Linked DNA regions of Homo sapiens: region 2 is linked to region 1. A link is an interaction called in ENCODE POLR2A ChIA-PET data of the cell type or tissue named here. Cell type or tissue: Panc1. All regions are shown on one strand. Links, peaks and the distances in the headings refer to the core of each region. The heading gives the core; the rest is flanking DNA.

Region 1 (2,912 bases), core at 260-2,759:
TTTGTTTCGAGATGGAATCTCGCTCTGTCACCCAGGCGGGACTGCAGTGGCGCGATCTCGGCTCATTGCAACCTCCGCCTCCTGGGTTCAAGTGATTCTCCTGCCTCAGCCTCCCAAGTAGCTGAGACTATAGGCACATGCCACCATGCCTGGCTAATTTTTTGTATTTTTAGTACAGACGGGGTTTCACCGTGTTAGCCAGGATGGTCTCAATCTCCTGACCTCATAATCTGCCCACCTCAGCCTCCCAAAGTGCTGGGATTACAGGAGTGAGCCACTGCACCCAGCCTAGGTTTTCTTTAATGGCTCCTTTTTTTTTTTTTTTTTGAGACATAGTCCCACTCTGTCACCCAGGCTGGAGTGCAGTGGCACAATCTAGGCTCACTACAACCTCCGCCTCCCAGGTTCAAGCAATTCTCCTGCCTCAGCCTCCTGAGTAGCTGGGACAAGCCCATGTCACCACACCCAGCTAATTTTTTGTATTTTTAGTAGAGACGGGGTTTCACCATGCTGGCCAGGATGGTCTTGAGCTCCTGACCTTGTGATCCACCTGCCTCGGCCTCTCAAAGTGCTGGGATTACAGGCGTGAATGGCTCCTATTTTTAAAGATATCCCAGTTCTAGAAGAAAACCAGAACTTTCCTCCAAATTACGCAAGTGAAGTATATTAGAGTCTGATCAATATCGGTAAGTGAATTTTGACCAAAAATGGGGAGGGTGCAAGATCTGGGTCTATTTTGAATTTATTTTTAATTTTATTTCATTCTTTTTTTTTTTTTTTCCCGAGATGCAGTCTCACCCTGTTGCGCAGGCTAGAGTGCAGTGGTGTGACCTTGGCTCACTGCAACCTCCGTCTCCCAGGTTCAAGCAATTCTCCTGCCTCAGCCTCCTGAGTAGCCGAGACTATAGGCCTGTGCCACCACACCCGGCTAATTTTTGTATTTTTAGTAGAGACGAGTTTTCACCATGTTGGCCAGGCTGGTCTTGAACTCCTGACCTCAAGTGATCTGCCCGCCTTGGCCTCCCAAAGTGCTGGGATTACAGGCGTCAGCCACAGCGCCCGGCCAATTTTATTTCATTCTTTTTTTTTTGAGACTAAGTCTCGCTCTTGTCACCCCAGCTGGAGTGCAATGGCACAATCTTGGCTCACTGCAACCTCCGCCTCCCAGGTTCAAGCTATTCTCCTGCCTCAGCCTACTGAGTAGCTAGGATTATACATAGGTGCCTGCCATCACACCTGGCTAATTTTTGTATTTTTTTTAAGTAAAGACAGGGTTTCACCATGTTGGCCAGACTGGTCTCGAACTCCTGACCTCAGGCGATCCACCCACCTCAGCCTCCCAAAGTGCTGGGATTACAGGCATGAGCCACTGCACCTGGCCTATTTCATTCTTATATTTGTGGCATACAGGTGGCAAGAAGAAAGAATGTTAGAAAGGGTGAATAGGTGAAAAATATTTAAAAGTTTTATAGGTTGGGCACTGTGGTTTAAGCCTGTAATCCCAGCACTTTGGAAGACCAAGGCAGAAGGACCACTTGAGTCTGAGACCAGCCTGGGCAATACAGCGAGACTCTGTCTCTACAAAAAATTTAAAAAAGAAATAGCCAGGTGTGGTGGCACACACCTGTAGCCCCAGCTACTAAGGAGGCTGAGAAGGGAAGATTGCTTGAGCCCAGGAGGTCAAGGCTGCAGTAAGCTGTGATGGCACCTCTGCACTCCAGCCTAGGTGACAGAGCAAGACTGTCAAAAAAAAAAAAAAAGTTTTTTGAGTCCAGATTAGAACATCAACCCAGAAATAGTAAATAACCTATTCCTTAAACTCAGTTTTCAAGGCACACATATAAGCTCATTGGACAAGCAGCTCATTTGGATATCCTTGACTAATTCAATGCCTATCCTTTCCACAGGGCACCCATGGCAGTGCCAGTGAATATGCACCAGCCAAAAAAAAAACAAAATGAATAGCCCCTCTCTAGTATTCAGCAACAGCAAAAGCTTTCAGGTGAACTCACTTGGTTTCAGTGAACATGTTTACAGACTAAACGATTCTAGAAACAAAACACGTGGGCTAGCACGCACCAAAGGGACTGGCGGGTATGCTGATAATGGCAGTAGGGAGGTAAGCAAAAGATCATTTTGATTTGAGCTCAGATTTACTTTTACTTTCAGCTCAAATGTCCCATATGTGATTTCTTCTTGTCCAAAGATAGAAATCAGCTTCAGTGAGTTTCTAACTTATTTTGGCTCTCGCCATATATGGTGCATTACATCAGGCATGAGCCTTCCCAGGGCTTTGACCCTGTAGAGAGGACGCTTCCCCAGAGCATCAACAGTGCACTCAGATCCAAAGGTCTCCTGCCCTGGGGCTTCTTTTAGTCCTGAAGAAGAAAGGGGATAGGCACAGTGACTTTACATGCAGGGAACTACTTTTTGTTGTAAACATTGTAGGAACCACACAGGCAGTCTGCATTCTGCCCAGTTGGCTATAAATGAAATTCTATTTATCTTTTCAGAAGGTGGGTCAGTGAAAATATGAGGCTTCTGGAAAATCCTGGTATGTTTATAGTTTATACAGTTCTATAAACTACCAATTCCCTCCTCTAAGCCAGTGCATACTTACAGCTCTGGCAATCACTATATAGACAAGAAGTCATGTTTCCATTCAGAAAACACACCTAAGAGGTAATGCATGACCTAAAGGTTCCTGAAATTTGAATGGCTGATTTTACATTGAATATAAAGGATAAAACCTCTTTATGAGCAATTTACCAAGTTCCCTTAAAAGGGAACCCCAGTAGAAAGAAAATTCTTGGATAGTGACAGATAAGAAAACATACTTTGTAAAAGATATTATAGGGTGTTCACCCTTATAAACCTCTTGAGGGCAATGTTTCACACAGTGATCTGAACAC
Region 2 (2,912 bases), core at 249-2,748, 140 kb before region 1:
CAAATGAGATTGGAACTGGAGAGGTTGAGAAGATGAAAAAGAAGTTTCCTTTCACTTTTTTACGGTGAACTGCTGAGAAGTCCAGAATGTCCAGCATTTGGTTCCAACTGTTTTGTGGGAGAGACATTTCTGCTAAGTATATCCCAACAGGTCCTGGACAAGCTAGAACCAGTCTTAGGCGCCCCAAGCCTGAGTAATTGAGGTCTGGTCATCCTATCTTTCAGTATAATTTCTTTGTTTTTTTTTTAAAGCCAAACTGGTAAGAAGCCAAAGGAAATCTCAGAAAGTCACAAGCAACATCAGATAGGACTTGAAAGAAATTACACATACAGATTAAGTTCACATTCTTTTATGAGCTATCTTTTTTAGGGGAAAAAATTGATTTAAACAAATAATGGGATTTGCCTTTCCAAAGCCCTTTCATATACAATCTCCTATTTGAGATAATAATATGATTACCTCACCACCAACATATTAGATAAACTTTACAGATGAGGAAATTGAGATTCAGAAAAATTGTGAGTGGTTCAAGTTCACACAGCTAAAGGCTGAGCCTGAACTTGAAAGGCTCTCTCATTGCAAATTCCATTCCTTTTTGCTTTAGCACAATGCCACAAGCAGAGGCTCCAAACTCAACTGTCAAAGCCAAAAAAAAAAAATCCAGGAGACTCATCTGCAGTGGCCTTCTACATAGGACCTGGAGTGTCACAAAGTCCTGATGCTGGCTGAGTGCCTCCCTACCACAGGACAGTCACTCCCCTGCCCTGTACTGATCTGGGGCCCAGTAACCCCACCCATTATAAAATTTACAAACCATAACACAGAAGTGACAAGGGTTACAGGAGAGAAGGCCTGTGCCTCCAACACTGGATAGTTCCTGTCTTGAATGGTGGATTCCAATCCTTGCCAAACACTATTTATCACAATCATAATCAAAATGACAGCCATCAGTTAATGAGCGTTTAGGTACCAAGCATGACAAAGTCTTTAGCAAGGGTTAACTCACCAATATTCACGTGATGCTACCAGACAGGCAATGTTATCTGCATCATTACAGATGAGGAAATGGAGGAACAGGGGTTAAGCAGTTTGCCTGAGGTTGCACAGCTGGTGAGCGGCAGGCCACAGCAGGCTCCAGAGTCCACCCACTTAACCAACTAGGCCACACTATCTGCTCTAATTTCCTCCTGACCATCAAGTTCCATCAGAACCAGCTCATAATAGAGTCAGCTTCAGTTTCCTAAAAAAAAAAAAAAAAAAAAAAAAAAAACTTCTGGGCCAGGCATGGTGGCTTACGCCTGTAATCCCAGCACTGTGGGAGACCAAGGTAAGTGGCTCGCCTTGAGCTCAGGAGTTCGAGACCAACCTGGGCAACATGGCGTAACCCTGTCTCTACAAAATACAAAAAAAATTTGCCAGGTGTGGTGGCACACGCCTGTAGTCCCAGCTACTCAGGAGGCTGAGGTGGGAGGATAGCTTGTACCCAGGAGGTAGAGGCTGCAGTGAGCTGAGACTGTGCCACTGAACTCCAGCCTGGGTGATAGAGTGAGACTTGTCTCAGAACAAGAAAAAAAAAAATTATATACTCACTCCCATTAGTTCAATGAACGTGCCATTGCCAGCCTTTTTCCCCAGAGACCATACAACTAGATCACACAACTCTTGCTGCATAAGAATAAATGGGGACAGGCACAGTAGCTCATGCCTGTAATCCCAGCACTTTGAGAGGCCAAGCACTTTTGGGAGGTCAGATGGCAGGCAGATCACATGAGCTGAGGAGTTCAAGACCAGCCTGGCCAACATGGTGAAACCCTATCTCTACTAAAAATACAAAAATTAGCCAGCTGTGGTGATGCACACTGCCTGTAATCCCAATTACTCAGGGGGCTGAGACAGGAGAATTGCTTGAACCCAGGAGGTGGAGGTTGCAGTGAGCCGAGATCACACCACTGCACTCCAGCCTGGGCAACAGAGTAAGAATGTCTAAAAATAAAATAAAATAAAATAAAACAGTAAACGGGTTTAGGCACAACAATTTCCACTAATGAACAATCTATCATTTTCTGCTCAATTCATTCTTGTGTCCCTCACTCTTCGTCCCCACCAGCACCCCAGGCAGACACTGCTTGCTTAGAGGCCAACATGTTCTCCACTCCAAGTTCATAATGCATCTTTAAGACCTGTCCACTGCTGCCAGTCCTGAGCACATAAGAAGGTGTTTGAAGTTTAACTGCACTTCTAACTGGTGTAAATAAAATCGGATGATGATGTAGCTCTCCCACTTTCTTCAACTTACATTTAAATAACTACATACCTAAATGACACTACTATCATACAGAACTGGATGCATACCCATGACAAATAAAAAGATAACCCTCCTCCTCAGTGATAATGGCATGTTTCTACTTCATCCCTCCCCTGTTCCTTCTTTCTCTCTCTGTTCATTCACTTATCAGACATCCTTATGTACATTCTGAAAGACAGTGTAACTTGTTCATTAAGATGTGGTTTCTGGAGTCAGATGGCCAGGGTTCAAGTCCTGCCTGGCTTGTGAGCTAAGTGTCCTTGGGCAGGGTATTTCACCTCTGTGTAAACAAGGATGCACCAAGGATGAAAAGAACAGCTTTGACATCAGAAGGCTGTTGCGAGGATTACATTAGGCAATTCAGGCAGAGCCCCCACTGTCAGGGCTCCAGAAATGTGAGCTATTGTTTGTAGATTCCAGGAACCACACAAGGCACTGGAACTCAGCTGTGAAAAGGGTGGTGCCTGCCATCAAGAAGCTCACAGTCTCCTGGGGGGAGACAAGCATGTACAACAGCTGATGAGTGTTGTGCTAGAACCAACAAGGTAGTAGGGGCCTAAAGGTGGAATCACGGAACACTCCCTGGAGGAGGTGCTGCTTAAAACTG

Evidence for each region. ChIA-PET counts read pairs that join two places held together with the same protein. Peaks named below come from ENCODE experiments on the same cell type or tissue, not always from the same donor. Only the 100,000 strongest peaks of a DNase experiment are listed, where the experiment ranks them.
Region 2: POLR2A ChIA-PET joins it to region 1 with 18 read pairs; 3 of 35 experiments call an interaction of 5 or more read pairs at or near these places.

The regions. Positions count from the first base shown.
Region 1 is chr10:95,417,313-95,420,224 of GRCh38, forward strand. All of the region lies in intron 8 of SORBS1 (sorbin and SH3 domain containing 1), which reads right to left. Among named protein-coding and RNA genes, the nearest start is that of PDLIM1, 130 kb to the left of the region's middle. RefSeq lists a silencer at 1,981-2,060. In Panc1, for the core only: no CTCF peak of the experiment used is centred there; no DNase peak of the experiment used is centred there.
Region 2 is chr10:95,275,655-95,278,566 of GRCh38, forward strand. All of the region lies in intron 1 of PDLIM1 (PDZ and LIM domain 1), which reads right to left. Among named protein-coding and RNA genes, the nearest start is that of PDLIM1, 14 kb to the right of the region's middle. In Panc1, for the core only: no CTCF peak of the experiment used is centred there; no DNase peak of the experiment used is centred there; H3K27ac peaks cover 516 bases.